Linked DNA regions of Homo sapiens: region 2 is linked to region 1. Evidence: read pairs that join two places in POLR2A ChIA-PET (ENCODE). Cell type or tissue: B cell. All regions are shown on one strand. Each heading gives the region's core, and the rest is flanking DNA. Links, peaks and the distances in the headings are about the cores only.

The links. ChIA-PET counts read pairs that join two places held together with the same protein. Peaks named below come from ENCODE experiments on the same cell type or tissue, not always from the same donor. Only the 100,000 strongest peaks of a DNase experiment are listed, where the experiment ranks them.
Region 2: POLR2A ChIA-PET joins it to region 1 with 7 read pairs; 3 of 35 experiments call an interaction of 5 or more read pairs at or near these places.

Annotation. Positions count from the first base shown.
Region 1 is chr2:71,364,039-71,376,747 of GRCh38, forward strand. It overlaps ZNF638 (zinc finger protein 638), which reads left to right. Exons shown (of 28, transcript NM_014497.5): 5 at 1-214; 6 at 1,391-1,668; 7 at 4,344-4,490; 8 at 5,845-5,967. Among named protein-coding and RNA genes, the nearest start is that of ZNF638, 39 kb to the left of the region's middle. In B cell, for the core only: no CTCF peak of the experiment used is centred there; no DNase peak of the experiment used is centred there.
Region 2 is chr2:71,446,994-71,459,702 of GRCh38, forward strand. It overlaps a transcript of DYSF not described here. Among named protein-coding and RNA genes, the nearest start is that of DYSF, 13 kb to the right of the region's middle. RefSeq lists a silencer at 3,929-4,115 and enhancers at 6,426-7,275, 7,276-8,124. In B cell, for the core only: no CTCF peak of the experiment used is centred there; DNase peaks (open chromatin) are centred at 5,788 and 6,768; H3K4me3 peaks cover 1,121 bases; H3K27me3 peaks cover 3,019 bases.

The DNA.
Region 1 (12,709 bases), core at 2,595-7,594:
AGTCACAGATTCCGTCGGTCTCGAAGCCCAATGCATTACATGTATAGGCCGAGAAGTCGAAGTCCAAGAATTTGCCATCGTTTCATTTCTAGATACAGATCCAGATCCAGATCCCGTTCACCATATCGAATTAGAAATCCATTTAGAGGTAGTCCAAAATGCTTTCGATCAGTTAGCCCTGAGAGGATGTCAAGGAGATCAGTGAGATCATCAGGTACACTGATGGCCATGAAATAGTGAATGTACTTATTTTGACTAAATTTTTAAATGTCTTTCTTTTTGGATTTTGAGAAATGTTCTACTTTATTAAATTTTAGAGTTGATAAATGAAATCTGACCCACATGCCACAGAGTTATTCCCTCTGGTAACTTGGCAAAGAAATGTGTGTGAATGTATGTGTCCATCAACATCATATTTAAAAACCAAGGATGGTAAAAATGTCTTAGTTTGCTTTAATAATTGATTATAGAATTCCATGGATTAATTTAAAATGTTTTTGAGATTATTTTTTTTAACCTGTGACTTAATGTTGATTTTATGACCCTTTCAGAACTAGCTCACACATGCATGCCCACATACACAAACACACACCTTCTTCTACAATGAAAGAAACCATAGTTAATATCTGAGAAGTACTTTGACACTCCCACTGTTTCACTTGACTAGCCTGAAAAATTCAAAAATAGTACTTTGCACAGGTCTTATTGTGTCTAGTATAGTCTAAAATGCTGAATTCAAATGGAGATACCTTTAATTATATAAGGCATTCCTTCTTAAAGTATGGCCCAAGGATCGATTGGGGTCCTCAAGATCTTTTAAGAGTTCTATGAGATCTCTTTTCTAATTACATGCCTCCATGAGGCTGGATTTTCTTTATCCAGAAGCAGATATAAGAATTTAGGTTCTTCTTTTAAGCTCAACATTAAAATGTGTGGAAGAAGGTACTATAGTGCTACACATTTCACTAATTTTGTTTTGGGAATTACAGTTGGTTTTTATAAAAATATTTATGTTAATATGGGAATTTACTTTTTTTGCCATTACTTTCAGTGGCAAAAACTGCAGTTACTTTTGCACCAACCTAACATATGAATTGATAAATATTTTTACAATTTAATTTCTAATATGGTAAATATCAGTAAATATAACACAAATCTTTGTAGTCTTCAATAAGTGTAAAGCAATCTCAAAACCAAAAGTTTGAGGATCACTGGTATAAGGGAATAAAGGAACTTCATGTAAAAGCCTTCTGAGTGCATAAAATCTAGATTTTTGTATTGTCTGTGTGCTCCCTGTTTAGCTTGAGAATAGCACTATGTGATTATGTCATGAGATGGCTCCTACCTTAATTTTTTTCCAATTGAAATTATATTTATATCTTTTTACTAGATAGAAAAAAAGCATTAGAAGATGTAGTACAACGATCTGGGCATGGGACAGAATTTAATAAACAGAAGCATCTTGAAGCTGCTGATAAGGGACATTCACCAGCACAAAAGCCTAAAACTAGCAGTGGAACAAAACCATCAGTTAAACCTACAAGCGCTACAAAGAGTGATTCAAATCTAGGAGGACATTCTATTCGTTGTAAATCAAAGAATCTTGAAGATGACACTTTGTCAGAATGTAAACAGGTGTCTGATAAAGCTGTTTCTCTCCAGCGAAAGGTAATTCTTTAATTAATAATTATTTTTAGAGATAAGGTTTCACTCTGTCATCCTCGCTGGACTGCAGTGGTGCAACAAGCATGGCTCACTGCAGCCTCGATCTCCTGGGCTCAAGTGATCCTCCTGCCTCATCTTCCCAAGTAGCTGGCACCACAGGCGTGTGCCACCATGCCTGGCTAATTTTTTAATTTTTGTAGAGATGGGGTCTTGCCATGTTGCTCAGGCTGGTCTCGAACTACTAGGTTCAGGCAGTCCTTCCACGTCAGCTTCCCTAAGTGCATGAGCCACTATGCCTGGCTTCGTAATTCTTTGTTAGTGCAAATATGCGTACATTTGCTATGACAAACAGAAAACAAAGTTGTTGCCAGGCATGGTGGCTTATGCCTGAATCCCAGCACTTTGGGAGGCCAAGCGGGGTGGATCGCTCGAGCTTAAGAATTTGAGGCCAGCCAGAGCTACGTGGTGGAACTCCCTCTCTACAAAAAATATAAAAATGAGCTGGGGGTAGCGGCGGGTGCCAGTAGTCCCAGCTACTTGGGAGGCCTTGGGAGGCTCAGGTGGAAGGATCACTTGAGCCCGGGAGGCAGAGGTTGCAGTGAGCTGAGGTCACACCACTGCACTCCAGCCTGAACTACAGAAGGAAGACCCTGTCTCAAGAAAAAAAAAAAAATGAAGTTGTCTTAACTTTTTTATTCCGTGTTTCCAATAACTTTGAAATTATGAGTTTTGTTACATGATTTTAGTATGGAATATTTTACTGGTTTTTCTTGTGAGTATAATAAAAGTCCAAGGTTCAAAATCTCGTAGCTTAGGAATTCCAGTGGTTTGGTATTTGATGTGTCAAAAGAACATTTTGATGGTTTGGCATTTTTGGCTAGCTTCACAAGCAGATCACTGTGATGAGTTTTGCTCTCTAATTGGGAAAATGAATAATCACCAGCAGCATTATTGAGCTTTTGTAATCTTTTTTAGTAAGGTATAAGAGTGAGCCTCTCCTGAGAATTGATCATTATTCATCTGTTCTATACTTTTTGTGGTACAGTTCAGAAGTCAAATACTCTGTTGTACAGTGTAAAATTTATACTTTGGTACTGATTTATTAGTGTTATTTTGACTGTAACCTACTGGTTACGATACTAAGGTATTGTTTTATTGTATGTGTTTATTAAATCACTATTAATATATTAAAACATCAAGAGACTATCTTCAGAGAAAATCCTAATAGGCCCAATATCAAATATTTTGTATATTTTAATATTAATAAGTCTTCAAGTATTTAGGTATGGAATGCATTGCTCTCAACAGTATTTAAATACATGAAAGACTTTCAGTAAGTGCTGTTCCCTGCCCCAAAGAACTTACATTTAGAAGGATAAACTTCTGATAATCAACCAGTAATTAACAGAATTTTGAAGAGCATTGGGAAGAAATTTTTGAGTATAGGGAAAATTTTGAAGAGGCTGAGTTAGTCTCATAATATGAAGTTCTTTTCATTTTGTTTCAAGACTTCTAGGTGGTGGCAGTGGAACTTTTTTTTTTTTAAGTTTTCTTATTTAGTAAAAAATAAGAGAAATGGGGGTCTCGCTTTCTCACCCAGGCTGGAGTGTAGTGGCACAGTCATAGCTCACTGCAGCCTCAAGTTCCTGAGCTCAAGTATCCTCCTGCCTCAGGCTCCCAGGTAGAAGACTACAGGTATGCGCCAACACACCCAGCTGGGTGTTTTAATTTTTTTTTTTTTTTTTTTTGAATCAGAGTCTCGCTCTGTCACCCAGGCTGGAGTGCAGTGGCGTGATCTTGGCTCACACAACCTCCGCCTCCCAGGTTCAAGTGATTCTCCTGCCTCCTGCCTTAGCCTCCTGAGCAGCTGGGATTATAGGCGTGTGCCACCACGCCTGGCTAATTTTTTTTATTTTTAGCAGAGACGGGGTTTCACCGTGTTGGTCAGGCTGGTCTCGAACACCTGACCTTGTGATCTATCCACCTTGGTCTCCCAAAGTGCTGGGATTACAGGCGTGAGCCACCAGGCCTGGCCTTTTTTTTTTTTTAAAAATATAGAGTCTTAGTATGTTGCCCATCCTGGTCTTAAACTCCTGGCCTCAAGCGATCTTTCTGCCTTGGCCTCCCAAAGCAGTGGGATACAGGCATGAGCCACCATGCCTGGCTGTAATTTTTAACGTAAGCGGTAAAGTTGATACTACAGTGTATTCAAATGGTATGCATTATATATGAATTTTTAAAAATATTATACCTGTCTAGAGATCATTTCCAATTATTAGAACAGAGGGGGTAAGCAAAGCTGTAATTTCAGCTTTACTTGTTGGTGGGCCATGTAGTTTCATAGAAAAATTCTCTCTAATGGCCTTGGAACATTCCATAGATCTTATTTGCTATAAGATGCTATCAACAGAAAAGAGCACCTGTAAACCATTTCTGGGTTAAAAAATATAAATAACATTTCTTACCACTTTTGCATTTAAAATCTTATTAAAGTGTTAAAATCGTGATTTAAAAATGCGTAAAGGAGGTGGTGAAGGAAAAAGAAAAATGGGTAAAAAATATGGAAAAGACCCTTTAGTGTACTAATATTAGTGGTAGAAGAAATTATATAGGAAATTATTACTGTACATTGTAGCTTAATTTGGTTTATTTTAAATTTTCTTTCACTCCAAAAATAGCTTCGGAAAGAACAGTCATTGCATTATGGTTCGGTTCTTCTTATAACTGAATTACCAGAGGATGGTTGTACTGAAGAAGATGTGAGAAAATTATTTCAACCATTTGGGAAAGTGAATGATGTCCTAATTGTTCCATATAGAAAAGAGGTGAGTCATTTAGTCTGTGGCAAAAATTCATACAAAGTGATTGCTTTAATGATTCTATAAATTGCTGTTGTGTTCCTTAGCTGCTTGTACTGCATATATAATTGTTCTTTGAGAGTTATATAAATGTCTGGATGTGAATAAGCAAGGCCGCAAAATAATGTTTTATATCCTTTAAAATAAGTGTTTGCCCACTTTTTCTGTAAAGGGCCAGCTAAATATTTTTGGTTTTATAAGCCATCTGTAGGATCTCAACTACTGTGCTCTGGCATTCTAGTACAAAAACAGCTATAAGTAATATGTAAATGCGCAAGCATGGCTGTGTCCAAAAAACTATTTACAAAAATAGGTAGTATGCCATAGTTTGCCAGTCATTACTTTAGAACACCAGTTAGATAATACTAAAACAAATTATTTCCTTTGTATGGTTAAGTATTTTCTGTGGGTTATATTCCTATAACTCACATGATAAAGTTAAGAACTGTGAACAGTTCTTCACATAAGCACAACATAAAATAGTTAGTTAAGGCTGGGCGTGTTGGCTTGTGCCTGTAATCGCAGCACTTTGGGAGGCTGAGGCAGGTGGATCGCCTGAGATCAGGAGTTTGAGACCAGCCCGACCAACATGGTGAAACCCCGTGTCTACTAAGAATACAAAAATTAGCCAGACATCTGTAATCCCACCTACGTGGGAGGTTGAGGCAGGAGAATCTCTTGAACCCGGGAGGCAGAGGTTGCAGTGACTAGAGATGGCGCCGCTGCACTCTAGCCTGGGCAACAGAGTAAGGCTCCGTCTCAAAAAAAAAAAAAAAAAAAAGTTTTGTGAGTTAAGGCTGGGTGTGGTGGCTGAAGTCTGTAATCCCAGTACTTTGGGAGGCCAAGGCTGGAGGATCGCTTGAGGCCAGGAGTTCAAGACCAGCCTGGGCAACATAGCAAGACCTCTGTCTTAATTTTTTTAAAAAGTTTGTGAGTCAGGACAGGGAACATAGTGATAGTGTTGTCTTTGTTGCAAGAAGCCTTTAAAATGTCAGACCTACCACAAGCTGGACCATATCTTCCCTTCCCTCCTGTTGTTCAGTGAGCCCTGCCTTCTCATTTCCTCTTCTTCCATGAGCCTGCCTGGATTTTTTTTTATCTTGGTAGTGGTATAGAAATTATGTAAGGTTAAATGTCCATTTAATGTGTGAAACATCCTTAATCAAATTATACTTGACCAAAATAAAAACAGGCAAAAGCAACCATGACTTGAGGTAGTTTCATAGTTTGATGTTACAAAAGAAAGGATTAAGCCCATTTTAAAATGCAGGAACTTTTAAAGATAGATTTGTGACTAAAGATGGAATAAATTTCATTTTAGGCTTACCTAGAAATGGAATTTAAAGAGGCAATTACTGCAATTATGAAGTACATTGAAACAACACCTCTTACGATAAAAGGAAAAAGTGTGAAAATATGTGTTCCAGGAAAGAAAAAAGCACAGGTAATCTGGATTTAGGTCTTAAATGTTTTATCACTGTTGTTTTAGTTTAACTTTTTTGTTTAAGTATGGCACACATATAGAAATAGGCATAGAAACATAAATGTTAGCTCAACACATTATATGTGCATTAATTCAAGTATGTTGAAATTAAAACTTCCTCATACATGTATGGTGCTATATACAGTATTAAATAACGACGACTAGGAGAAAATACTTGCCATATATAACACAAAAATAGCAAACATCTGTGAATCTGGTACCTAGGTCACAAAAGAGAACATTTGACAGTATCTGGAAGTCCCTTGCTTGCTTCTTCCCAATTCTTACACCCTCCCTTCTTCTCACAAGTAAACACTAACTTGATTTCTAATGCCATAGTTGAGTTTTGCCTGTTTTCAACTTTACATAAACAAAATCGTATAGTGTACATTCTTTGGGCCTTTACTTCCTTAGAAGTATCAAGTTTTGTAACTTTAATTTTTCTAGATCATTTCTGTGCTTCAGTTCATATGATCGTAGATAATATCTATAGAATTACTTTAAATTACCCTTTAAGGATGAGCTTTCTGTTAAGTAAAAAGCTATATGTATATCTCACCTGTAAGGTTTTCTTTGTGTATGTGTGTGTTTTTTAAAATAGGGTGTTGAGAAAATATTTTTATATCTTAAAAAAAATTATTGTATTTTTAATTTTTGTGGGTACATAGTAGGTATATATATTTATGAGGTACATGAGATGTTTAGATGCAGGCATGCAGTGTGTAATAATCACATTATGGAAAATGGGATATCTGTCCCCTCCAACATTTATTCTTTGTGTATCAAATAATCCAGTTATACTCTTATAATTGTTTAAAAATGTAACATTAAATTATTTTTTACTATAGTCACTCTGTTGCGCTAGCTAATACTGGGTCTTACTCATTCTGTTTTTTTTTGGTACCCATTAATTATCCCCTCCTCTACCCCCTGTTACCCTTCCCAGCCTCATAACCATCCTTCGACTTTCTGTCTCCATGAGTTCAGTTGTTTTAGAGCCCACAAATTGTGGGATTTTTTAGATACCACAAATAAGTGGGAACATGTGATCTTTGTCTTTCTGTGCCTGGCTTATTTCACTTAATATAATGACTTCCAGTTTCATCCATGTTATTTTAAATAACTGAATCTCATTCATTTTTATGGCTGAAGAGTACTCCATTGTGTTATGTACCACATTTTCTTTATCTATTCATGTGTTGATGGACACTTAGTTTGCTTCCAGATCTTAGCTAATGTGAACAGTGCTGCAAGAAACATGGGAGTACAGATACCTCTTCAATATACTGATTTCTTTTCTTTTGGGTATATATACCCAGCAGTGGGATTGCTGGATTGTATGGTTGATCCTATTTTTAGTTTCTTAGGACCCTTCAAAATGTTCTCCATAGTGATCGTACTAATTTACGTTCCCACCAACAATATACTGAGGGTTCCCTTTTCTCCACATCCTGGCCAGCATTTGTTTTTGCCTGTCTTTTGGATAAAAGCCATTTTAACCGGGGTAAGATGGTATCTCATTGTAGTTTTGATTTGCATTTCTGTGATGATCAGTGATGTTGAGTACCTTTTCGTGTGCCTTTTTGCCATTTATGTGTTGTCTTTTGAGAAATGTTTCTTCAGATCTTTTGCCCATTTTTTTTTTATCAGAGTATTAGTTTTTTTTTTTCCTGTAAAGTGGCTTGAGTTCCTTATATATTCTGGTTATTAATCCCTTGTCAGATTTTTTTCCTGTAAAGTGGCTTGAGTTCCTTATATATTCTGGTTATTAATCCCTTGTCAGATGGATAGTTTGCAATTATTTTCTCTCATTTTGTGGGTTGTCTGTTGTTTCCTTTGCTCTGCAGAAGCTTTTTAACTTGAAGTGGTCCCATTTGTTCATTTTTGTACAGCATTTGCCTGTGTTTGTGGGGTATTACTGAAGAAATATTTGCCCAGACTGATGTCCTGGAGAGAGAGTTCCTCCAGTGTTTTCTTGTAGTAGTTTCATAGTTAGAGATCTTAGATAAAAGTCTTTAATCTATTTTTATTTGATTTTTGTATATGGTGAGAGATAGGGTTCAGGTTCATTAATGCATATGGATATCCAGTTTTCCCAGCTGGTACCTCCCTAGGTTACATGCCATCCCAGCCCACTAGCTCTAATCCCAGCCCCAGCCCTAAGAGTTGCCTAGGAGTTGTTGTCCTTGTGTCCTAGACTACCTTTCAGGTTTACCTAGCACCCTGGAGCACTTTAGCCCATGGTAGTGAGACTTGCCAAGAAATTCAGATTCTTATTGCCGGGATGGATGAGTCCTCTTTGGCTAGGTCTGGTCCAAAGGCTCCTTCAGTGCATGGGTGCTGGCTGAGTACAGCATGGCTTTGCTGTCCACTGTGACAGAGCAGCACTGAGTTCAATGTAAAGTCCCCTAGTTACTGCGCTGTCCCTTCCTAAAGTGCACAGACTCTGTCCATGTTGTGGGGCCAGATTAGGGAGGTGTGCTGTCAGGGATTTAAGGCTGTCTCTGCTACCCTCGTCAATGCCTCTTTCAGTGATACAAAGTCAAAACCAGGTAGTATGAATGCTCACTTGATATTTGGTTCTTGTGATGATGCTTTTCTGTGTGCAGATAGTCGTTAAAATTTGGTGTTCCTGCTGGGGATGGGATGAACAGTGTAGGGTTCTATTCTACCATTTTGCTCCACCCAGCTATGTGTTCTAGTAATTTAATTTTTCTACTAGCTGTGGAATGGCTACTTTATAGAGGTTCTATAACACACATTTCTCAATAATTTGATTTGGTAGTCTAACCATGTTAGTGCATTCCTCATTCTTTGTAACTTCTCTATAGTGTTTCTCTGTATGAATATACCACAGATGTATTACCAATTCCTTACTGATTGATATTTAGGTTGTTTCTAGAAACAGAACTTTAGTTAACACCTTGTGTACCTTCACAGGCCATCTTTTGACATTTATGATAGTGGTTTTTTAGGTGATACCTACCCAATGGAATGGTTGGTTTATAGGATGCACAGTAATGGATAATATAAGATTGCTCACTAAATAACTGTTATAATTTACTCCCTGGTAATTTATGAGAGTATTACCAACAACATCTTAATTTCTTCAGCTTTAAAAATTCGTTATATAGAAAATGATATCTAGTTTTAATTTGCATCTTTTTGATTATTCATTAACTTCATCTTTTTATATAATTGTTAGCTATATCTATTAACTGTTTAAGTGAGTTGTCTGTATCTTTTCCTATTTTATTATTGTTGTCTTTTTAAAAATATTCATTTGAAGGTGCATGAATATTGTGCATTCTAGACACTAATTTTGCATTGTATGTAAGAAGTCTTTTCTTACAGTCTGTTGCTTGTGTTATGCATACATATATCAAGTTTGAATTTTTTTTTTTTTTTTTTTTTTTTTTTGGCGGAGCCTCTCTCTGTCGCCCAGGCTGGAGTGCAGTGGCACCATCTCGCCTCACTGCAAGCTCCACCTCCCGGGTTCACGTCATTCTCCTGCCTCAGCCTCCTGAGTACCTGGGACTACAGGTGCTCGCCACTAACAGAGATGGGGTTTCACCATGTTAGCCAGGATGGTCTTGATCTCCTGACCTCGTGATCCGTCCGCCTCGGCCTCTGAAAGTGCTGGGATTACAGGCGTGAGCCACCTCGCCCGGCCAAGTTTGATGTTTTTATGTACTCAAATTTATTGGTATTCTATGGCTTCTGCATTTTTTTCTTTATTATTTTTATGCCTGTGACACAGCCTCAGGAGGTTCTGAGGACATGTTCCCCTCTTTTTGAGACAAGGTCTCACTCTATCACCCAGGCTGGAATGCGGTGGCACAATTTCGGCTCATTGCCACCTCCGCCTCCCAGGCTCAAGTAATCCTCCCACCTCAGCCTCCTGAGTACCTGGGACTACAGGTGCAAGCCACCGCGCATAGCTAAGTTTTAATTTATTTTTTGTAGATATGAGGTTTCACTTTGTTGCCCAAGGTGATCTCACACTCCTGGGCTCAGGTGATTCTCCTGCCTCGGCCTCCCGAAGTGTTGGGATTACAGGCATGAGCCACTGTTTCTGGCCTGCTTTTTTTTCTTTTGTCTTTTTAAGAACTTGCCTGTGCTAGTGCCTAAAAGGTTTTATTCCTTAATCTATTATTTGCAGCATAATATAGGATTGGAATCAGTATTATTTCCAAAATGGGAGCCAGTTAGCCTCAACACTATTTATGCCTAATTTATCCTTGTTGATTTGAAAAGCTTCTTTTATGTGTATAAATTCTGTATACATAGATGTGTTTCATACTCTTCTGTTGTGGCAATACTATGTGGTTTCTGTTACAACAATTACTATAGCTTCCTAATATTTCCCTGTCTTTCTTGTAGAGTTATTTTTCTTTGTTTATTCATTTTGGTTAATGTTTTTCCTCTTTATTTAAATTCATTTTGTTTAATCTTGAACATTTACTCCTGCACATTAGTTTTAGAATCAGTTTAAGTTCTCTTAAAAAAAACTTACTGGAATTTAATTAATACTGTGTTGAATTCGTGATAGTATTTTTACAACACTAAGTCTTTCTATCAAAAAACATAGTTCGTTGGCTGGTGGCTCTTGCCTGTTATCCTAGCATTTTGAGAGGCTGAGGTGGGCAGATAACTTGAGCTCAGGAGTTTGAGACCAGCGTGGGGCAATACGATGAAACCCTGTCTCTACTAAAAATACAAAAATTAGCTGGGTGCGGTGGTGCATGCATGTAGTCCCAGCTACTCAGGAGGAGGCTGAGGCAGGAGGATTGCTTGAGCCCACACGATGGAGAGGTAGCACTGAGCTGAGATAGCACCATGGCACCCCAGCCTGGGCAACAGAGCCAGGCTTTGTCTTAAACAAACAAAGAACATGGTTTGTCCATTTAGATTTCCTTTTATGCCCTTTAGCAAGTTTTATTTTTTTTTCCATAAAGTTCTTGAACATTTTGTGGTGGTTAAATTTATTATTTTACTTATTTTTACATATAGCTATTAGAGAGGATCTTTATTTTTTAGTTCTCATATGTTTTCTAGTTAGTTACTACTAGAGTAACCTATCATCCTAGTTTATACCTGCTACATGCCATCCATTTATTCCCATTGTCCTGGTTTGGATAATAAATTAAATCGTGTGGCCTTAGTTATTAACAATTTTATCATTTAGGATTTCATTCAGTTTCAACTAATAAAACCTCACTAGTGGATTGTTAACAAATAAGAGGTATATTTATCTCATAACAGAAATCTGCATGTAGGTGGTCCAGTGCTCGTGCAACAGCTCCATAATATCTTCAGGAACCTCGCCTTGTCTTCCAGCACTACTGTCTGTAGAATGTATCTTTCATCCTCATTTGTAAGATGGTTTCTGCACCTTCTGGCATCTTTTCTATCTTCGAGACATACAGGAATAAAAATGCAGAGCAAAATGAGTTTTTGTTTTCTTTTCTGGAAAGAGTGAGTTCCCCAGCAGCATTTGCCTGCATTTGATTTACCAGAACTACCAGACACATGGCCATCTAGTTGCAGAGGCAGTTAAGGAGAAACAAGGATTAAATACATAATTTAAGAACTTAAACTTTATCCTGTAGAGAGGTATATGTTATTCAAGGTTTTTGAACCAGGGCATGACATAATAAAACGGAGATTAGAAAGATTCATTTGGAAATGGTTTGGAGAATGAGTTAGGCAAATGATTTTGAAGGCAAAGAAAGCCTAGCAGATTGATTAAAGTGGAGAAGAGCACTGAAGTCCAATTAGAAGACTTGTTTAATCAATATACTCAGCCTTTTGTGATAATGGTAATGGTTTGTGGGTAGATTAGTAACCTTGAAAACAGAAAGGAATAGTGGCTTATACTAGTGACTGTCCAGAAAGACCTAGCTGATCATTAAATTTTTGGAATTGTTGAGAAGGCCAGTTTTCTTTCATTCTAAACAGTTAACATAGTTAAGGAACATAGGTAAGGATACATTTAAGGAAATAGAATGTTTCAAATAGCTTAAAAAATTCTCTTGGCCAACTTTTTGATGAAGTTGGTAAAGTAGCAGTGTAAGTCCAAGAGCCCAGGCATATTTACTGTCATGATTTTCATAGCAATGAATAGGTAAAGAAAATACGAGCACTAGAAGCTAGAAAACATGCCATTTTCATGGCAAATATTAATGTTCTTCAGCTAAATGTTGTTTGGATGATGCTGGAACAAGAAGGCTAACTCATGACACCTCTGTTGTGACAGAGCAACATGCCTAGGGATTGAGTGGAGGGAACTCTGAACAGAATTTGAGTTGTGCCTTCTTCATATTGGAAGTATGTGGACAATTGTTTTTGTTGTTGTTTGTTTGTTTGTTTTGTTTTGTAAATAAGTGTCTGAGGCAGGAAGGGGCAATCTTTTTGGCCTGTTACCACTTCAAGTTTTTCTACCAGTGCAAGCCAAAAATAAGCTGAAAGAACAAACTAGGAAGAAGAAGAGCTGTGCTATAGCTTTCTTGGTCCAAATCTTGATTTTGGCATGGCATGTCAAAACCTAGAAAAAACTTACCCGCCCAACATTTGATATTTCATGTTAGGACTGCCTCTAACTCTAGCTGTGTTTCATGTAACATCTTCTCCATTTTGCTGCTTCTATGAATCTAAATATTACAGAAAAGGTAAAAAAAATCCTATATCCCTATGTTAATAT
Region 2 (12,709 bases), core at 3,388-8,387, 84 kb after region 1:
GAGTGGAAGTCTCTCACCACCTCGGCTTGCCCATGCACCTCCATTGATCATACTCTTCAGATTATCTCTCCTTTCATCCTCAACTAGAGCCTATCTTGCATGAGTCTTGGTAAGGATTTCCATGCAGGCATATGTCTTCTTGATCTGCAGAACTCTCTTCTCCCTGGTAGTAACTCTTCTTTGAACAAGAAGTATCTTTCACCATTTCAATACCTCTGTTGTTCAAACCTCAAATGATTCCAACATTTTATAGATATCAGAGATCATAAACATTATTTGTGGCTTCATTTCTAAAGTTTTAATCCTATGAAATACTAGTCACACATTCCAATAATAGTAATATTAGCTAATATTTAGCACCATAATGTATGTAAAGCATTTCTTTTATGAGGCAGGTATTTCTATAGTTCTCATATTACAGATAAAGAAACCAAGCCGCGAAGGTAAGATCACTTGCCCAAGGCCATACGGCTAGTAGGTAAAGAAAGCTAAGATGTGAATCCAGGTAGTCTGACTCTAGCGTCATCCTTTTACACTACTGTCATTGTTCTTGTCTTGTCCTACTGGTCTTACAGTTCTTAGCTGAATATTATCTTTCCCACTGTCTTCCCCCTGCCTCCCGAGTCCCCCTTTTTTCACTTAAAGCCAGTTTTCAGACAGTCTTCTCAATCATTGTGAAATGTACTCCATCCAAATTCAAGAGTGTATTAATCTGGCATTTTAGGTTATGATCCAAAGAGCCAAAGTCTGTTCTTTGACACAACCTAAGTCAGTGGTTCCTGGTTTTTGGTCTGCATAAAAATAAGAGAACTTTTAAAAGCCAGATTCCTGGGCCATTCCCAGAGATTTTGATTGAGTAGGTCTGGGAGTGGAGGGGGACCCAGATGTCTCCATTTTTTACAAGAAGATTCTGATGCAGGAGATGTTTAGATTGATAGTACTTTAAGAAACACTAGGCCAGTCACAGTGGCTCACATCTGTAATCCCAGCACTTGAGAGGCTGAGGCAGGATTGCTTGAACCCAGGAGTTCAAGACCAGCCTGGGCAACGTGGCAAAACACTGTCTCTGTAAAAAAACAACAACAACAGCAAAACACATAAGTCAAATATTCACTTCTCTTGGTGCCCCTTTTCCAAAGTCCTGGCCATCAGCCAAGGGGGAAACAAAGTGAGACATTTGTTGCCCTCTTAACTCCTAAAGATGTTCTTTAGGCCTTTTCTGGTGATATCTTCCCATGAATCAACAGGAGTCCTTTGGTGTATGAGCTTCAGAAAGCTTTCTGGCCCCTCTCTGCCCTGAGACATGCAATAGGGACACCCAAACCTGCTCCTTTTGCCTGCATCAGCTCTGCCTGTGCCTTCATTTTGCACCCTACTCGGGAACCAGCCATCAGCAGCACCTGACTCTTCTCACTGCTGGGGCCTATAACAGGTTTCCTCACATTTGCTAGGATTGCTGCATCCTGGGATGTTGTGGCCTCTTCCAGAAGATGAGATAACCCCACTTTGGAAAGAAGTCGAACTCCTGTTCTGTTCCTCACTCTTATCACCCTGGTTTGGATCTCCCTCACTTCTCAGAGGCCTTCTATGTGTGTATTACTCAGGGTTCTCCAGAGAAACAACCAATAGGAGGTGTGTGTGTAGAGAGAGAGTAAAATGGAGTAGAAACAGTAAATAAATATCTGTTACGAGATTTGACTCATGCTATTATGGAAGCCAAGAAGTCCTACAATATGCCATCTTCATATTGGAGAATCAGAAAAGACCACACGTTGGGAATGGAGGTGGGGGGGGCCCACCAGGAGCTCAGCTGTGATGTCCGAGAGCAGGAGATGAATGTCCAGCTCAAGAAGAAAGAGTGGCTCTTCTAACAATCGCTGTGTGTGGAGGCTTTCCTTCGTGCTGTCTAGAGACTCCTCACCCTCTGGACTAAATCCAAAAGGAGGACTGTGCACACAGACTGACCTGTTCACATTAGTCCCAGAGCTGCGCTCTTGCAGCTCAGCAGATAGGCCGCTCTTCACTCCCTGCTCAAGAGGAGTGAGGGCTTTCAGAAGCCCCTGCACCTTCATGCTGAGCTCACTCCTTTCCATTGTATCAGCAGCCATGCCTGAACAAAAAATAGTTTCTATTTATTGAGTGTTTACTGTTTATTATGGTAGATTCTTGGGAAATTGAAACTCTCTGACACTACCATTAGTTTTTCTTCTTAGGGGAAGCAGATGAAATGACCAGGCTGTTACCAGGGTCTATGGTCCTTAGCAAGCTTTGCAAAGATCTGTGGTTTTTACAGAAGACAGAGAACATAGAAATAATGTAGTGTGTTCACATTACCTCTTTGGCGAAAAACCTGTTGTTGTTGTTTTTCTATTTTCTGTTGGAAAATAGTATCAAACTTGTCCCTTAGTTTCTCAGTGAAATTGGAGAGCCACCTCCCTCCCTTTCGTTTCTGTCCTGAAACAGTAAAGTAGTAAAAGTGGCCTGAAAACCACCCCTCTTTAACAGTGGTTGGTTGTGTTGACAAAGCCTTGGTGTACTCGTTTCCTGTGGCTGCTCTAACCAATTGTCACAACCATGGTGGCTTAAAAACAACAAATTTATTCTCACAGTTTTGGAGGCCAGAAATTCAAGATCAAAGTGTCATCAGGGCCACAAGAACTTGTTCTTTTATAGCAAGAAACAGAACTGTGCTTCATGCTCAGGAGTTGGATGTTGCAGTGAGCTATTTTGCCACCGCACTCCAGCCTGGGTGACAGAGGGAGACTGTCTCTAAAAAAATTAAAAATAAAAAGAATTGCATTTCAAGTTAACCTAAGTAAAATGTGCAGCGACTCACTATAAAGACACTGGGCATGTTGGTCTGGATCCCTGGCTGCTAGCTACAGCAGCCAAGCCTGGATATCTGAAGCAAGAGAGGATTTCAGAAGAGCTTTGGGGGCTAACAGAATGGAGGGAGGTTGGAGAACTTGGCTTTGGTTATGGACAGGACTCGCACAGCAGGCGCCCTACCTGGTCATTTGCTGTCACACGGCAGCTGCCATGTCTGACTTCCTGAAGCTCAAGAACTTGTTTCAAGTCTTGGGAGAGAGCATCCAACTGTCTGAGCCTAGGCCACACTGCCCAGTGACACAGAGTGGGAGGCCCTATCTCTAAAGCTTCCAGAAAAAAGGCAGGCACTTCTGCCCACCAAGAGGGGTGGGAAAAGGATGTTTTAGGAAGAGGGAGATTAAAAGCTGGAAGCCAAAAATGGCAAATATCCACCACAAGGACTATCTCAGCACTCACAGGCAGGGAGACTCAAGGAATGAGAGCCAGGAACAACAACCAGAAGGGTCTCTTTCTGGATCTTGTTTTCCCCACCTCACCCCCTACACGTGATCTCTTTTTCTCTGACTGCGAAACTTTCTCCACTTCATGTGCGGGGCCCCTTCTGAGCCTCCCATTTTATTCATCTCAGCTCCAGCCACACAGAAGCTAGCTTCTCTCAGTCCCAATTCCACGTTTTTGGGAGAGAGAATGTGATTGATTCAGGTTGGGTAGTCTCAGAGAAAGTGATTCTTTTAAATAGAGAAGATACCCCAAACATGTCCTACAATTTGGGGGCAGACATGCTCACTAGAGGTTTATTTCTGCACAGACTGGGCTGTGCAGAAAAAGTTTGAAGACAGCCTTCTGTATGAATAAAGTAGTGAAGTTGTGAGGAAGGTGTTTAACCTATACAGAAAACTGGCTCTTTTCTTTTTTTTTTTTTTTTTTCCTGAGATGGAGTCTTGCTCTGTCGCCCAGGCTGGAGTGCAGTGGCATGATCTTGGCTCACTGCAAGCTCCACCTCCCAGGTTCACACCATTCTCCTGGCTCAGCCTCCCGAGTAGCTGGGACTACAGGCGCCCGCCACCATGGGGTTTCACCATGTTAGCCAGGATGGTCTCGATCTCCTGACCTTGTGATCCACCCGTCTCGGCCTCCCAAAGTGCTGGGATTACAGGCGTGAGCCACTGCACCCAGCCAAACTGGCTCTTTTCAAATCACTGTAGCCACACCATATTTGCAAGCAGCTAGCTGCTTCTTAGGTCCAATTTTAGCTCTGCCACAGAGCAGGTTCATGTTACTTTATACATCTGAATAGAGCCAAACTGTACTTCTTTAAAAATAGACCATAATTTGGGCTTTCCCTACATCAACAGGGCCTCCTGCCCTTCTTCCCAAAGCAATTAAATTTTACTCCCTCCTTGCTATCTTTCTGTAAAATTTGAATCTGAAAAATGCTTGCCACAGACAAGGTACCAATAAATGTTGGTAAATGAATGAATGACTGAGTCAATCAATCAGTTGCTACATCCGAGCCAAAACTGTTTTCTCCAGCAACACATAATGGCCAAGTTCTGTAATGGGAAACTTGATTGCTTCATCTGCTCTTGCAGAATTTCCTTTCTTCCTCCTAGCTTTGCCTTACTTTGCGCCATCCCCCTTTTCACAACCTTGGTCCAAGTCACCATCAACTCTCACTCTGACCCTCTGCTGTAGCTTTTAACTCTTCACTTCCACTCTGATCCCTTGCACTGTATTCTCCAAAGGCAGCCCAAGGGAGCTTTTGAGAAGTAAATCAGATCCTGCCACTCCTCTGGACTTAGCAGGCCTCAGGCAGCTTCCCCCAGGCCCTGCATGGTGCCCTCCAGCCTGCCTGCCCCATTCCACAACCCCTTAATCTACACTCCTCTCCTCCCATGGCCTTGACAGAGCGCTTCCTTCTTTCTCTCTGGAATACTCTCTTCCTTGCCCCCACCTCAGTCCTGCCCAGTGAACTCCTAGCTGACCTTCAGATCTCATCTCAAATAGCTCTTACTGTCCTGGGCACGCGATGAGGACTCCCTGCTCTCTGTTCTCACACTCCCACATTTTCTGTCTTTTATGGCACTTACATATTTGTAATGGTATGTGACTGACGTGATTATTCCATAAGTGTCAGTTTCCCTCACTGAAGTGGAAGCTCTTTGAGGTTAGGGACTCTACTTGTTTGCTAGGGCTGTCATAGCAAAATACTGCAGACTGGGGGGCTTAAATAACAAAAATTTATTTCTCACACTTCTGGAGGCTGGAAGTCCAAGATCAAGGTGTAGTCAGCAGGCTTGGTTTCTTCTGAGGCCTCTCTTCTTGGCTTGCAGATGGCCGCCTTTTCCCTGTGCCCTTCACATGGCCTTTTCTCTGCGTGCATGCATCCCTGGTTTGTCTGTATCTAAATTTCCTCTTTTTATAAGGGCACTGGTCAGATTGGATGACCCTAATGACCTCACTTTAACTTGTTCACCTCTTTAAAGGTGCTATCTCTAAGTAGAATCACATTCCAAGGTACTGGAAGTTGCCTTTCACATAGAAATTTCGAGAGGACCTAATTCAGCCCATAACACAGACTGTGTCACTTGTGCCCACCACTGTGTCCCCACCCAGGACAGTGCCTGACTTATTTTAGGACTTGACACACTCCCATTAAATGAATGATTGCATTTCAGCTCCCCCCTTCCTCTTCCTCTTCCTCTCCCCACCCCCCACCATACGTTGTGCTAAAGGCAAAGAAAAGAAGGCATAGACCACTACAGAAGGACCCTAAGTGACCACAGGAAATGTTTGCTACCCTAATCTTGAAATTACAGACCTTTTTTTGGGGAGTGTTGCTCTCTTCTAGTATCTCCCTATGGGGAAAAAAATCAGCCACCTGTCAGCGGCCAGCCCATCCTGCCCTGGGTGTGTCTACTGCCCCCAGGGGCTGCTGTGGGAGTTTTGCTGACAGCTGCACACCCATCCAACTGGCCCTCTTTAGAGGGTGAGTCAACAGGCTGCCGGGAGTGTGGATCTATCTGCAGGAAGGCAGTTTAGCAATAGGTACTAGAACCTAAAAAAAAGTCATATCCTGTGACCTTACAATCTAATCTGAAGAACTGGGTGGGGGGAGGGGGAGGGCTAAGATGAGTTTATATCTTTTTTATTAAAAAGAAACTCCCTTTCTCACTATTATAGTAGAATCTGGGGAGAGCCTAAATGTGAAACAAGAGAAAGTTTGTGAATCTAGTACATTCATATGACAGACAATTATATAGCTATTGAAAATAGTGTTTATGAATAATTGTTTAATGATGTAAGATGTTACATGAAAACGTGGGACACAGACTGCATTCTACACTCAGATATATAATAAATACTGCAATTTACATGTGTGTATACATTCAGAGGAGAAAGCCTGGGCTGCCAAATACCCAAATGTTAATATACTATTTTTTCAGAACCAGAGATTTCTTTCTTTATGCTTTTTGTTTTAAAATGGCATGTGTTGCTTTTAAAGCCAGAAAAAGGGGGCAAAGTTTTTAAGGCAGCTGCCTTGCTTGTCAATGAAATTCTCAACTCCAGGCTTCTCTTAGGGAAAGAGGCCTCCCCAGGATCCCCCGTCCTACCCCGGGCGGTCGGGTTGAGTTCTGGAGAGACTGCTCCAATCCCCGAGGCGGAAGGAGGCAACCGATTTGGCGCAGCACTCAGCCAGGGGGTAGAAGCTCAGGGGAGGAGCCGAGCCTTTCTCCTGTCCAAGAGCGAGATCTGGGCTACGCCGGGCGCCCGGAGCCCTAGTCCAGCCCCCGGCCATCGCGGCCGCCGCCCAGCCAGGTGCAAAATGCCGTGTCATTGGGAGACTCCGCAGCCGGAGCATTAGATTACAGCTCGACGGAGCTCGGGAAGGGCGGCGGGGGTGGAAGATGAGCAGAAGCCCCTGTTCTCGGAACGCCGGCTGACAAGCGGGGTGAGCGCAGCCGGGGCGGGGACCCAGCCTAGCCCACTGGAGCAGCCGGGGGTGGCCCGTTCCCCTTTAAGAGCAACTGCTCTAAGCCAGGAGCCAGAGATTCGAGCCGGCCTCGCCCAGCCAGCCCTCTCCAGCGAGGGGACCCACAAGCGGCGCCTCGGCCCTCCCGACCTTTCCGAGCCCTCTTTGCGCCCTGGGCGCACGGGGCCCTACACGCGCCAAGCATGCTGAGGGTCTTCATCCTCTATGCCGAGAACGTCCACACACCCGACACCGACATCAGCGATGCCTACTGCTCCGCGGTGTTTGCAGGTAGGAGGGGCCGACCACCCTCGCCCGGGGTCGGGGTGGGGTAGAGGAGGGGACGCCGCGGCTCTCAACCCTGGAGAGCACCTAGAGCTGAGAGACAGGAGACTTTCTGGCCCCGCCAGACTGACGTTGAGTGTTGCAACGACACAGGTCTGCAGAGGGCGACTCAGAGGGAAACTGAGGCTGGAAGGAGAGAGGTGTCTGAATGGCGCTTCTCCTGGAAGCTTCAGCCCAGGTTGGTACTGAGGTAGGCCAGGAAGGTGGGACCAGCATCTCTCCTCTCACCTTTTCGGGATCTCTGAAAAGAGGTCTTTCTGCGTTGCCGGCGGCGAAGCGCTGTACTGCAGGGCTCTCCTCCTTCTCCCCTGAAGGTCTGGTCCCAGGCCTATTTATAACCCAGCTCTCTTCCCGCCCCGATCTGCGCCTGGCTGCTTTCCTGGCCCTTTGCTCTCTCTCAGAGGCTGGCCTGGCAGGCTGGCAGCCACTGGAGGCGAAGGCACCCTACCCTTGCTTTGCGCACAGGATGGGGGAAATTTAGCAGCTGGGCACAGCTGTCACAGCACCAACCTTTACAGACTTTCTCTGCCCCCAACCCCTGCCCCCAACGGACCAGTGGGTGGAGGGAGCGGGGGTCGTATCTGCTTTCTATCATCAGAGTGAGGCCTCCTTGAGCAGGGAAGCCACTCCCTTATCAGATTGGGACCTCCTATAGGAGGGCCTTCATAGAGTTATGACTTGACTTTTCCTCCAGGAGCTGAGGGCTGGGCCCTGGCTGCTCTCCAGGAACCCTTCAGGACCAAGCCAGAGCTAGGATCTACACAGCTGGGTCTTTGGGCTTGGAACCATACTGGGGGAGAAGAACTAGGGGGAAAGAGTGTGAACCTCCCACCCAGCCTGTGGGTTTTCCTCTCAGCCTCCACTACCTGCCACTCCCCTTCTCCCCAGAGATCTGACTTCTAACTACATCCCAGACTTCCAGAAATCATAGCATTAGTTGGTTTCTGGCCATTCAGCACAGTTTCACAAGCTCCTGGATACACCTGTTCACAGACACCATCTGCACATATGATCCCAGGCACATGCACACCCTGGAGCGTGTGGGACACCTGTGATGTTCCAAGGAATAAAAGCTCCGAAAGCACAGGCCTGTGTCCAGCTCAGCATGAGCAAGGGATCATGTCATGAGTACCTTCTCTTGGGTATGAGATTCAGGGCTTCTGGATTTGTTGGACCAGAGCAGAGCTTGAGGAGGAGTTGCTGAATGGTCCTGAGGCCTGGAAAGCAGTGTACACCAAGAGTGGGGACCAAGGGGGTGGCTGTGGCACTCCAGCTGTGCTTTTTTTCCTAACGTGCTGCTTTGATCTGCTCTCAATCAGTTTCCCACGTGGCCTCCGGAAATGAGCTTTATCCAGGTGTTTCCAGCAGGGAGGACATGGGAGTCTTTCATGCTTCCTCTCCGCATCCTCAGCTCTGGGCAGGCCAGGTCAGTGGCCCTGTTCAGCAGCCTGGCTGAGGGCTCTGGGCTCCTGGTGCACAACTCCAGGGGGCACCATTCATACTGTAAATAGCCCCTTGGCGGAGGGGAGGGAGGACAGGCACTCTGTGGGTGAAGCAGCCTCCTCCCACGCCAGCACCTCTTCCCCATTTATAGCCCCTGAACCTGGGGGCTGGTGCTCCAAATGTACACTCAGCTGCAGCAGCCCCTGCTGTCAGGGGCTTTGTTTCTGGCTTCCACTCAGCCTGAACCAGATTTTCTTCCACCTTCCCTGACCACATGCCCCCTCTGCACCCCCATACACTCAATACACTAGGCTTCTACCTCATGGTCCCTCACCCAGGCTAGGCTCAGACCTCTGGTTGGAGAAAGGAAAGAATGAATAATAAATGGCAGGCACTTTCTAACCCCAGAAGTGCAGGAAGTGCTGCTGGTGTGGCTTTTCTTTTGTTATTTCAGCCCCAAGGGCCTGTGTGTGGAGCAGCTCCCCCCATCCTGCATCCTCCCATTTACACATCCCTGGCTGAATCCTCTCCCCACCCCCATCTGCTTTTTGCCTGCTGCCTGGCTCTTCGGGGTAGGCTCCCCCTTTCCAGGGCCCAGAGCACACAGCTCACCTTGGGGAAAGGAAGTACATTTTCTGTGCCAATCCGTCATGAGCCCCTGAGCCTAGGAAGAGACTGGCTGGAGCCCCCACCCCTGGTCATCACTGAAACCGCCAGGCAGTCCTGGGGAATGCAGTCCCTCCCCTCCCCCAGCCCCTGGCCACATTTCACGTCCTGCATTAGCCAAGCTCCTAACCCATGTCCAAATTTGGCCTCCCTGTGACATTCAGGCCTGCTCGCTCTCCTTCTCCCTGGCAGGGTCAGCTTGGTGAATGATTACACAGAAGACTTCGGTCTCAGGGATGCAGCTCAAAGCAAAACACCAGTCTGGGAAGCCTTCCCTCCCCAGCTGGGCTGGGTCTGCTCTTCCCAGACTCTATCTGTTGTCCCATAAAGCCCCTCCTTTGGTTACATGATTATAATACCCTGTAGCCACACTTCACAGCCCCTTTGTGCATGTATACATTCATTGCAAGCTCACAGAAGCTTTGTGAGGTAGAGGGCAAAGATATTATCCCCCCTTAAAGATAAGGATATTGGCCCAGAGAAGTGAAGGAGCCTGGCCAAGGTCACATAGTGGCCACAGCATCCCCACCCCCAACCCCTCATCAGTGCCCTCTGTTGTTCTCAGTATCCTTGGTGCATGAATAAGAAAGTGCTCTGGAGAGCATACCATATGCTGCCCACACCCAGGGCACCAGGGCACTCGGACCTGAGCCAGCCAGGGAGGGTGGTGCCTGGGGTCCCCAGCAAGAAGCTGAGTCAGAGTAGGGGGAGTGCAGGGCTGCAGGAGCATGGTGTGAAACAATTGACCAAAAGATGGAGGATTCTGGGGTTTCAAATGCGTGTTCCTCACAAACAGAGGGAATGGACATTTGCTAAGCACAAAAGCATACCATTGTCAGGTGGTGTTTCTTGAAAATCCCACCAACAGTCCTATGAAAGAGATCTATTTAACTGACACCATGCTTATTTTAAGGCAGATACTGTTCTAACTAGAACATTAATAGAAGCTACATCATGACCCGGTTATAATTTGTACCAGGTCCTTATATGTAGACATATACACCTCAGTCCTCTTAGCAAGCATATGTGGTAGCAACTGTCATCACTCCCATTCTACAGATAAGGAAACTGAGGCATGAAGAGGTTAAGTAAGTTGCCTGAGGTTATACACTGGTAAGTAGTGGGGTTATGATTTGAGTCTAAGTATCTGGCTCCTGAGCCCCCACAATATCCCCAGCTTTAACCACTCTGCTATCTACCTCTGGCTTTAGCTTGGATTTACCAAAGACAAGCAAGAAAAGGTGGAGGGGCAGGACCTGAACCCAGGCCTGGCTGAGACCCTGATGCCCCCCTCGGTCTGCACCTTGACTCCTCTCATCACGTGCGTGGTCCTTACTGCTGCTTGCTCACCCAAGCACAGACATCCTCAGCCCTTATGTTCTGGTCTTGCAGATGCTTTCTTATCTCAGGGGGTCCTTGCTCTCTGCCTCACCCTCTCTATATCTGATAGGACCAATCAGTCACCAGTTGATGCAGGACGCTCCCTCCAGGCAGTGCTCTCGTTCCGGGCAAGCTCACAGCTCTGACAGGACTATGGTGGCTGCCTAGGGTCTGATAAGCCAAGGCCAGGGCAATGGTCACATGGCACTGAGGTGGGCAACCTGTGGTGCGTATGGCAGGTGCTCCGGGACTTCCAGGGAGGGGGTCATGTAACTGTAGATCTCAAGCTTAGCCAGTCTAGGAGAAAGTGAAAGTTGGGCGGGGGGCTCAGAAGAGCGGCTAGCTGGCAGCCTGAGTCACAGTCCAGTGGGATAACAGCATCGAACAAGAGGGAGAGAAGGACTGCCTGCATCTTGAACTCGGGATCCCAGGTCTGCCACTTTTCAAGCTATGTGGCTTTGGGCAAGTTACTTAACCACTCTGTGTCAGTTTCCTTATCTGTAAAGTGTTGATAACAATAGCTTGTACCTGCTTTGGATGAATCATTCTGGAGAGTTTATGTGTTAGTCCATATAAAGCACTTCAAACAGCCAGGCAAGCAATAAATGTTAACTATAATAATTATTACATATACTTTTACATAAATTTATTATAATCATTACTATTAACATATATTGTACATGTACTAAGAAATAATTGTACACATCCACAAAGGCTTTCAATGTCTTTTTTGCTTGGTGAATTCTATCCTCAGCTTTGTTTCTCCATCCACTGTCCTGCCAGGCTGGACACAACAGGCCAAGTGGTGGGTGGCCGTCTGTCTGCCCCCAGGGACACTGGGCCTGTCTTCTCTGGCTGCCCCTCCTAGAGCAGTCCCTTCTGAGGCGAAGTCATTTGGCCACCTGCCTGATGGCTGGCAGTGGCCCTCACTGGGGTACTTTCTCTTTCTGGGAACAAGTATTCCTCTGGTGACTCACTAGCAGCCCACAAACCTCTTCAGTCCCTCTCCCCAGGCCAAACTCACTTTCTTTCTCTACTTCCTGCATGCTAGTCTCTTTCCAGATTGGTCCACTAGCATGGGATGTTAGCAGAGAGAGCGTTCACATCTACTGTGGATGTGCTGTGCCCCAAGCACTGTGCTGGAGTTGCTAGTGTTTTGTTTAATCCTCCCAACACCGCTGCAAACTGTCCTCATTCTTTTGATTGCACAGAAGTGGAAACAGACACTGAAAGGTCCAATCACATGCCTCAGGTCACACCACTAGGAAAGGGTGGCCTGGGACAGAAGCCCAGGACTGTCTGATTGTTTCCACTATGCACGATTTCTCCCCTGACAGGCCCTAATCATGGCTGTGGTCAGAACCAGGACTGCATGTGGGTTCTACCCTCTTGCTGGATACACAGGTCCCCTGTCAATTCCACCTGGTGGACTGGGATATCCGCCGGACACATATTCTTAAATGAATGTGAAGGGAGAGGGAAGAAGGCCTCATCTATACTTCCGGAAGCCTTTGGACATTGACAAATATGCCCTGAAGGAGTCCTGTCAACTCATGTAGAATGTTCCTCTAAAGGTCAGTGTCACTGAGCAGAGAGGCAAGGTTTGTTTGCCTCCTGGCACCCCATGTTTAAGTCTTGGGAAACACAAAGGACCAGCTAACATTAGGAGAATGTGGCCAGAGGAGAACTGGCCCAACTCCAGCAGCAAGAGATGATTAGAAGCATGCCTTCCTCGATGGTCAGGAAGGTAGGGCCACAAATAAGTAGTGACAGGGGTCACAAACTCATGCACTTCCAGAAACGTGGCAGGTGGACTAAGATCAAGCTGGAGGGGAAATCCTATGTGCATACTGGGAGTGAGCTGAGGGGGGGACACCTGGTCTACAGGTGCCAGACGGTCAGTGTTAGGTGGAAAATCTAGGCCCAGGTGCCACATTCTCTGATTTTTTTCAAGAGAAGCTGTAAATCCAGATTTATACGGAAAAGTCTTCTAATATTTAAGGTACAATTTTGTTATAAAACATTGTACTGATTAAAGACAACATGTCTGTGGGCTGGATGTGTCCCAGAGAA